Linked DNA regions of Homo sapiens: region 1 is linked to region 2. A link is a contact called in ENCODE Hi-C or POLR2A ChIA-PET data. All regions are on one chromosome and are shown on one strand. Each heading gives the region's core, a stretch centred on a gene start or an enhancer-like site at or near the end of the contact. The rest is flanking DNA. Distances are from core to core; before and after follow the strand shown. Region 1 has its middle 15 kb from the start of NICN1. Region 2 holds the start of IMPDH2 (inosine monophosphate dehydrogenase 2).

Evidence for each region. A loop is a pair of places that touch in the nucleus more often than their neighbours do. ChIA-PET counts read pairs that join two places held with the same protein, here RNA polymerase II (POLR2A). Pooled maps may share reads with other maps.
Region 1: a loop to region 2 is called in a map with no recorded cell type, with 3 times the contacts of the local background. The contact joins the enhancer-like site here to the promoter of IMPDH2 in region 2. A Hi-C loop is called at or near these places in 1 of 168 maps with a recorded cell type or tissue (chondrocyte), 1 of 37 single-sample maps with no recorded cell type and 11 of 50 pooled maps. POLR2A ChIA-PET finds 5 or more read pairs at or near these places in 9 of 52 experiments (A549, AG04450, B cell and 6 more).

Annotation. Positions count from the first base shown.
Region 1 is chr3:49,442,940-49,446,032 of GRCh38, reverse strand. No RefSeq gene overlaps it. Among named protein-coding and RNA genes, the nearest start is that of NICN1, 15 kb to the right of the region's middle. RefSeq lists an enhancer at 1,536-1,885. Within about 2 kb of position 1,837, at least 19 of the 41 ENCODE cell types and tissues checked have a DNase peak (open chromatin) inside an H3K27ac peak, as active enhancers do; they include B cell, where a contact is called at or near this core.
Region 2 is chr3:49,028,110-49,030,933 of GRCh38, reverse strand. It overlaps IMPDH2 (inosine monophosphate dehydrogenase 2), which reads left to right and starts at 1,536. Exons shown (of 14, transcript NM_000884.3): 1 at 1,536-1,681; 2 at 2,128-2,176; 3 at 2,402-2,503; 4 at 2,612-2,686. The coding sequence starts at 1,584. It overlaps QRICH1 (glutamine rich 1), which reads left to right. Exons shown (of 10, transcript NM_198880.3): 10 at 290-1,227. The coding sequence ends at 482. RefSeq lists enhancers at 1,536-1,745, 1,199-1,800, 1,801-2,403.

The sequences.
Region 1 (3,093 bases), core at 588-3,087, 410 kb before region 2:
TATTTTATTTTATTTTATTTTTTTGAAACAGAGCCTCACTCTGTTGCCCAAGCTGGAGTGCAGTGGCGCAATCTCAGCTTATTGCAACCTCCACCTTCCGGGTTTAAGAGATTCTTGTGCCTCAGCCTCTGGAGTAGCTAGGATTACAGGCATGTGCCACCACACCTGGCTAATTTTTGCATTTTTTAGTAGAGACGGGGTTTCACCATGTTGGCCAGGCTGGTCTTGAACCCCTGGCCTCAAGAGATCCACCTGCCTCAGCCTCCCAAAGTGTTGGGATTACAGGCGTGAGCCACCACGCCCAGCCTCATTCTATTTTATAGAATGAAGTGTTGCCTGATTGTGGAATCATAGATAAAAGCCAGTTAAGATCCTTAAACTAGCTGGGCACTGTGGCGTGCACCTGTAGTCTCAGCTACTCAGAAAGCTGAGATGGGAGAGTCACCTGAGCCCAGGAGTTCAAGGCTTCAGTGAGCCACTCCACTGCATTCCAGCCTGAGCGACAGAGATTCTATCTCAGAAAAAAAAAAAAAAAAGAAAGAAAAGAAAAAAGGAAAAAAAAGGAGATCCTTGCTGGGCACAGTGGCTCACGCCTGTAATCCCAACACTTTGGGAGTCCAAGACAGGTGGGTCACCTGAAGTCAGGAGTTCAAGACCAGCCTGGCCAACATGGTGAAACCCTGATTCTACTAAAAATACAAAAATTAGCCAGGTGTGGTGGCGGGTGCCTGTAATCCCAGCTACTCAGGAGGCTGTGGCAGGAGAATCATTTGAACCTGGGAGGTAGAGGTTGCAGTGACCTGAGACTGCGCCATTCCACTCCAATCTGGGCAACAAGAGCAAAATTCCATCTCAAAAAAAAAAAAAAAGCGATCCTTAAACTAAATTTGTTGTGATTTTGTTTTTGACAAGATTGGAAGATGGATTAAAAGAGACAAGATCCAGCTATATGCTGCCCCCAAGAGTCTTACTTTAAATATAAGGACACTTTGGGAAGTTGAGGTGGGCAGATTGCTTGAGCTCAGGGTTTCGAGACCAGCCTTGGCAACACCATGAAACCCAGTCTCTACAAAAAATACAAAAACTAGCTGGGTAGGGTGGCCTATGCTTGTAGTCCCAGCTATTCAGGAGGCTGAAGTGGGAGGATGGCTGAGATAGGCCACTGCACTCCAGCCTGGGCAACAGAGCCAGACCTTGTCTCAAAGAAAGAATGAATGAATGAATGAATGGCCGGGCGTGGTGGCTCACACCTGTAACCCCAGCTCTTAGGTAGGCAGAGGCAGGAGAATAGCTTGAGCCCAGGAGTTCCAGACCTGCCTGGGCAATATAGCGAGACCCCATTCTCCACCAAAAAAAAAAAAAAGACAATAAATAAATAAATGAACACAAAGAAATTATAAGAAATGGCCAGGCCCAGTGGCTCACGCCTGGCACTTTCAAAATCCTAGCACTTTGAGAGGCTGAGGCGGGCAGATCACATGAGGTCAGGAGTTCGAGACCAGCCTGGACAACATGGGGAAACCCCGTCTCTACTAAAAATACTAAAAATTAGCCAGGCGTGGTGGTGGGCGCCTGTGATCCCAGCTACTTGGGAGGCTGAGGCAGGAGAAGTGCTTGATCCCAGGAGGTGGAGGTTATAGTGAGCCGAGATCATGCCACTGCACTCCAGCCTGGGGAACAGAGCGAGACTCTGTCTCAAAGAAAAAAAGAAAAAAAAGAAAAAAATTGTAAGAAAAAATAGCTCAGAGCAGTCTGAATTATGTGTGGTGTGCAGGCACAGAGAGACTTCCGGTATGAAACTTCAGTCATGCTCCCTCCCTCAAGCCCATGCCTGGGGGCAGTTGCTTAAGGTTATTTTGGGTCAGGCACAGTGACTCATGCCTGTAATTCCAGTGCTTTGGGAGACAGAGGCAGGAGGATCCCTTGAGGCCAGGAGTTTGAGACCAGCCTGAACAACATAGTGAGCTCCTGTCTTTACGAAAAAAAGTAAAGAAAAATATTCTTGCTGTAGCCTGAGCCTGCAGTCCTAGTGCTAGTCCCAAGAGGAGTGCTTGAGCCCAGGAGTTTGAGGCTGCAGTGAGCTATGATTACACCACTACACTCCAGCCTAGGTGACAGAAGCAATAGCTTGTCTTGAAAAAAAAAGTCATTTTGTTCTTGACTGCCTCACCCATTATCTTCATGCTCCTGGAATTTGTGATATAAAGAAGCAATGGGGCCTGGGCAGGGTGGCTCACACTTGTAATCCCAGCACTTTGGGAGACTGAGACTGGAGGATTGCTTGAGTCCAGGAGACCAGCCTGGGGAACATAGTGACACCCTGTCTCAATTAAAAAAAAGAAAAAAGAAACAATATATAAGCAATCAATGGCTTATGTTATTTTAATATAAGTTATTGGTAACAACTCAGGAATTGCTTCTTCTTTCCTTTAAAAATCCACCTGTACAGCCAGCATGGTGGCTCATGCCTATAATCCCAGCACTTTGGGAGGCCGAGGCAGGCAGATCACCTGAGGTCGGGAGTTCGAGACCGGTCTGACCAAAATGGAGAAACCCCATCTCTACTAAAAATACAAAATTAGCTGGGCGTGGTGGCACATGCCTATAATCCCAGCTATTCCAGGGGCTGAGGCAGGAGAATCGCTTGAACCTGGGAGGCAGAGGATACAGTGAACTGAGATCTCGCCATTGCACTCCAGCCTGGGCAACAAGAATGAAACTTCATTTAAAAAAAAAAAAAAAAAAAGACCAGGCTGGGCTCAGTGGCTCACGCCTGTAATCCCAGCACTTTGGGAGGCTGAGGCGGGTGGACCACGAGGTCAGGAATTCAAGACCAGCCTGGCCAAGATGGTGAAACCCAATCTCTACTAAAAATATAAAAATTAGCCAGGTGTGGTGGCAAGCGCCTGTAATGCCAGCTACTCGGGAGGCTAAGGTAGAGAATTGCTTAAACCCGGGAGGCAGAGGTTGCAGTGAGAAGACATTGCGCCACTGCACTCCAGCCTGGGCAACAGAGTGAGACTCAGTCTCAAAAACAAAACAAAACAACAACAAAAAATAAATGGCTGGGCACTGTGTCTCACACCTGTAATC
Region 2 (2,824 bases), core at 287-2,786:
GATAGACTCACATGAGTCCATGAGAGCCCTAGGCTGGTGCAGTCAGTGATGGATCACAGCTGGTTTGTGGGAAGGAGGGGCAGAGGGGAAGTAACCCAACATTTGGGGGATTTGCAGTAGTCCCAAAGGAGGACCAGGATGTAGTGTGTGGTGGCTGCATGGAATTCAGTAGCTGTGCCACAATAACTTGGGGCCTTACTGTTTGCAGACAGCATCTGTCTGGGAAGTTCAGGGTGGGAGGGTTGAAGTTATATTGGTGGTACCCAACTTTTATCCGCATATTCTTCAGCCCCCAGAGTGTGAAAGGCCGGAATGACACCTTTTACCTGACACCTGAGCCAGTGGTGGCCCCCAACAGCCCAATCTGGTACTCAGTCCAGCCTATCAGCAGAGAGCAGATGGGACAAATGCTGACGCGGATCCTGGTGATAAGAGAAATTCAGGAGGCCATCGCAGTGGCCAATGCAAGCACTATGCACTGAGATGCCTTGGCCATGGCACAAGAGAAACCAGCCAGGAAAAACCAGACAGACTTTCACACTAAAGAAGAGGCCTCCATTTTTTTTTTTCTTTTTTTTATTGGTGTAGTTACGAAGCCTTTCAGGCTGCTTCTGTTTAAAATATAAAAGAAAACTTTGCCCCCTTTGCATCTTCATAAACCTGCTGCGGCAGACTCCTCAGCCGATGGTGGCTCTGGGTTTCCTTGAGTGTCATATGTCCTAGAAAGTTGCTGGCTGACTCTTTTTTGTCTGGGGCCTGGGGAAAGGGCTTGGACTGTGAAAAGAAATGTGGCCCCTTTCCATCTTCAAGAGAGATGGAATTAATGATGGATGGACCCTGGAGGGAATCTCCCCAGCCGACTTCCACTGGGCTGACAGACTTTGCTGACCACAGGGGAACGATGTTCTTTTCTTTCTTCATGATCAGACATAAACTTAGCATCTTAATGGAAGAAAAATGAGGGGAACTTCAATTATGATTTATTAAAGACAATTTCTATTACACCCTCCTTTATGACAAGTGACATTTTAGATGTAAAAGTAAAAACTTTACCATGCCTTTTTTTTTTTTGTTGGCCTAACATTGAGGCCTTAAAACCTGAGGCTCCTGTGCCTGATGGAATTCTTGTAACATACACTTGTGTATCATATAAAGATACCACTCTGTTTCTCTTATGTATTCTTACTCTAGTTGTTTATTAAGAATGACAAGCACGTCTTTTCAACATGTTAGTGAACAACGTCTCTTTATTTTGGGGAGGAGCCCGGCGGGACAGTAGAAGTAAACCCTTGCCTGTTAATTGAACTGGCCGAGGTCCTGCGGGGAGTGTGGGGTGGGACGTGAAGTGGCAGCTCCTCAGTGACAAGGCCACTATGTGCTATACGCATGCGCTGTTTCTTCAGCGCCAGCTCCGCCCCCGCCGCAGCGAGGCGGGTAGGTTCCGCCCGCGCGCACTACGCCCTGACGTCAGCGTCGCGCGCAGCGCAGTGACGAAATCGGCTGGTTTATATTGGCGCGGCCCAGACGGCAGAGGTCTCTGCGGCGCGGTCCTCGGAGACACGCGGCGGTGTCCTGTGTTGGCCATGGCCGACTACCTGATTAGTGGGGGCACGTCCTACGTGCCAGACGACGGACTCACAGCACAGCAGCTCTTCAACTGCGGAGACGGCCTCACCTACAAGTGCGGGCCTATGGGGCTCACCTGGGCGAAGAGAGGGGCGGCACCCTGGGGAAAAGGCCAGATGGGGGCTTCCGAGAGCCGCCTTGGGCGTGGGCGTGGGGGACAGGTTTCGGGAATTGGCCACCCACCTCCGGGGCTCACTTTGAGACATCTGGAGCGGTGCTTGGGGTACGGAGAAGCATCTCAGTAGTGCTTGGAATCTCAGGCCGGAGATTCCATGCTCCAGACACATGGAATTGTCAGGGTGCCAGGAGCACTGATGACAGCTCGGTGGCAGAAAAGGTCCCCTGTACCCATTTCCACCTTGTGCTGTGCCTGTGACACACAGACTCTGTCAGTGCCACTCTCTGCTCACATGCGTTACGGGTTGATTGGTACATGGGGATGGAGTCTCATGCTGCCCTAAGCTGAGAGCTTTACTCCCAATTCACTCCCTTCCCTCGCAGTGACTTTCTCATTCTCCCTGGGTACATCGACTTCACTGCAGACCAGGTGGTGAGTATGATCAGGAATTGGGTCCTGAACATCAAGGTGAGCTAAGGTGCTACTATCACCTGGTCTCTGGGCTAACTCACCAGATTGGGCTTGGGGGTGGATTTTATAGGATCATGTTGCTTGTTAGCATGCAGGTCATACAAAAGTGCCTTTTTGTGGGGGACTCAGTAACACCTTGAGGTGTAAGGGATGCTTTCCCACACTGGTTGACGTTTGTCTCCTCAGGACCTGACTTCTGCTCTGACCAAGAAAATCACTCTTAAGACCCCACTGGTTTCCTCTCCCATGGACACAGTCACAGAGGCTGGGATGGCCATAGCAATGGCGGTGAGCCCCATGGGGTGTGGGGGAAGGAGCAAGGACTCCATCGCCTTTCCCCAAAGGCATTCAGTCCTGCTTCTTGTCACTTAGTAGTAGTCTCTTTTTATCCTGTAGCTTACAGGCGGTATTGGCTTCATCCACCACAACTGTACACCTGAATTCCAGGCCAATGAAGTTCGGAAAGTGAAGGTCAGAAGGGCAACGATCATTAGCAAGCGCTCCTGGGAATTGCACTGAGGTGGGGTGGGGTGGGAGTAGGGGTTTATTCTAATTTAGTATTCTTTCTTCCCACCATGGGGTTCAGTTACTGAGAAGACCCTGAGATTC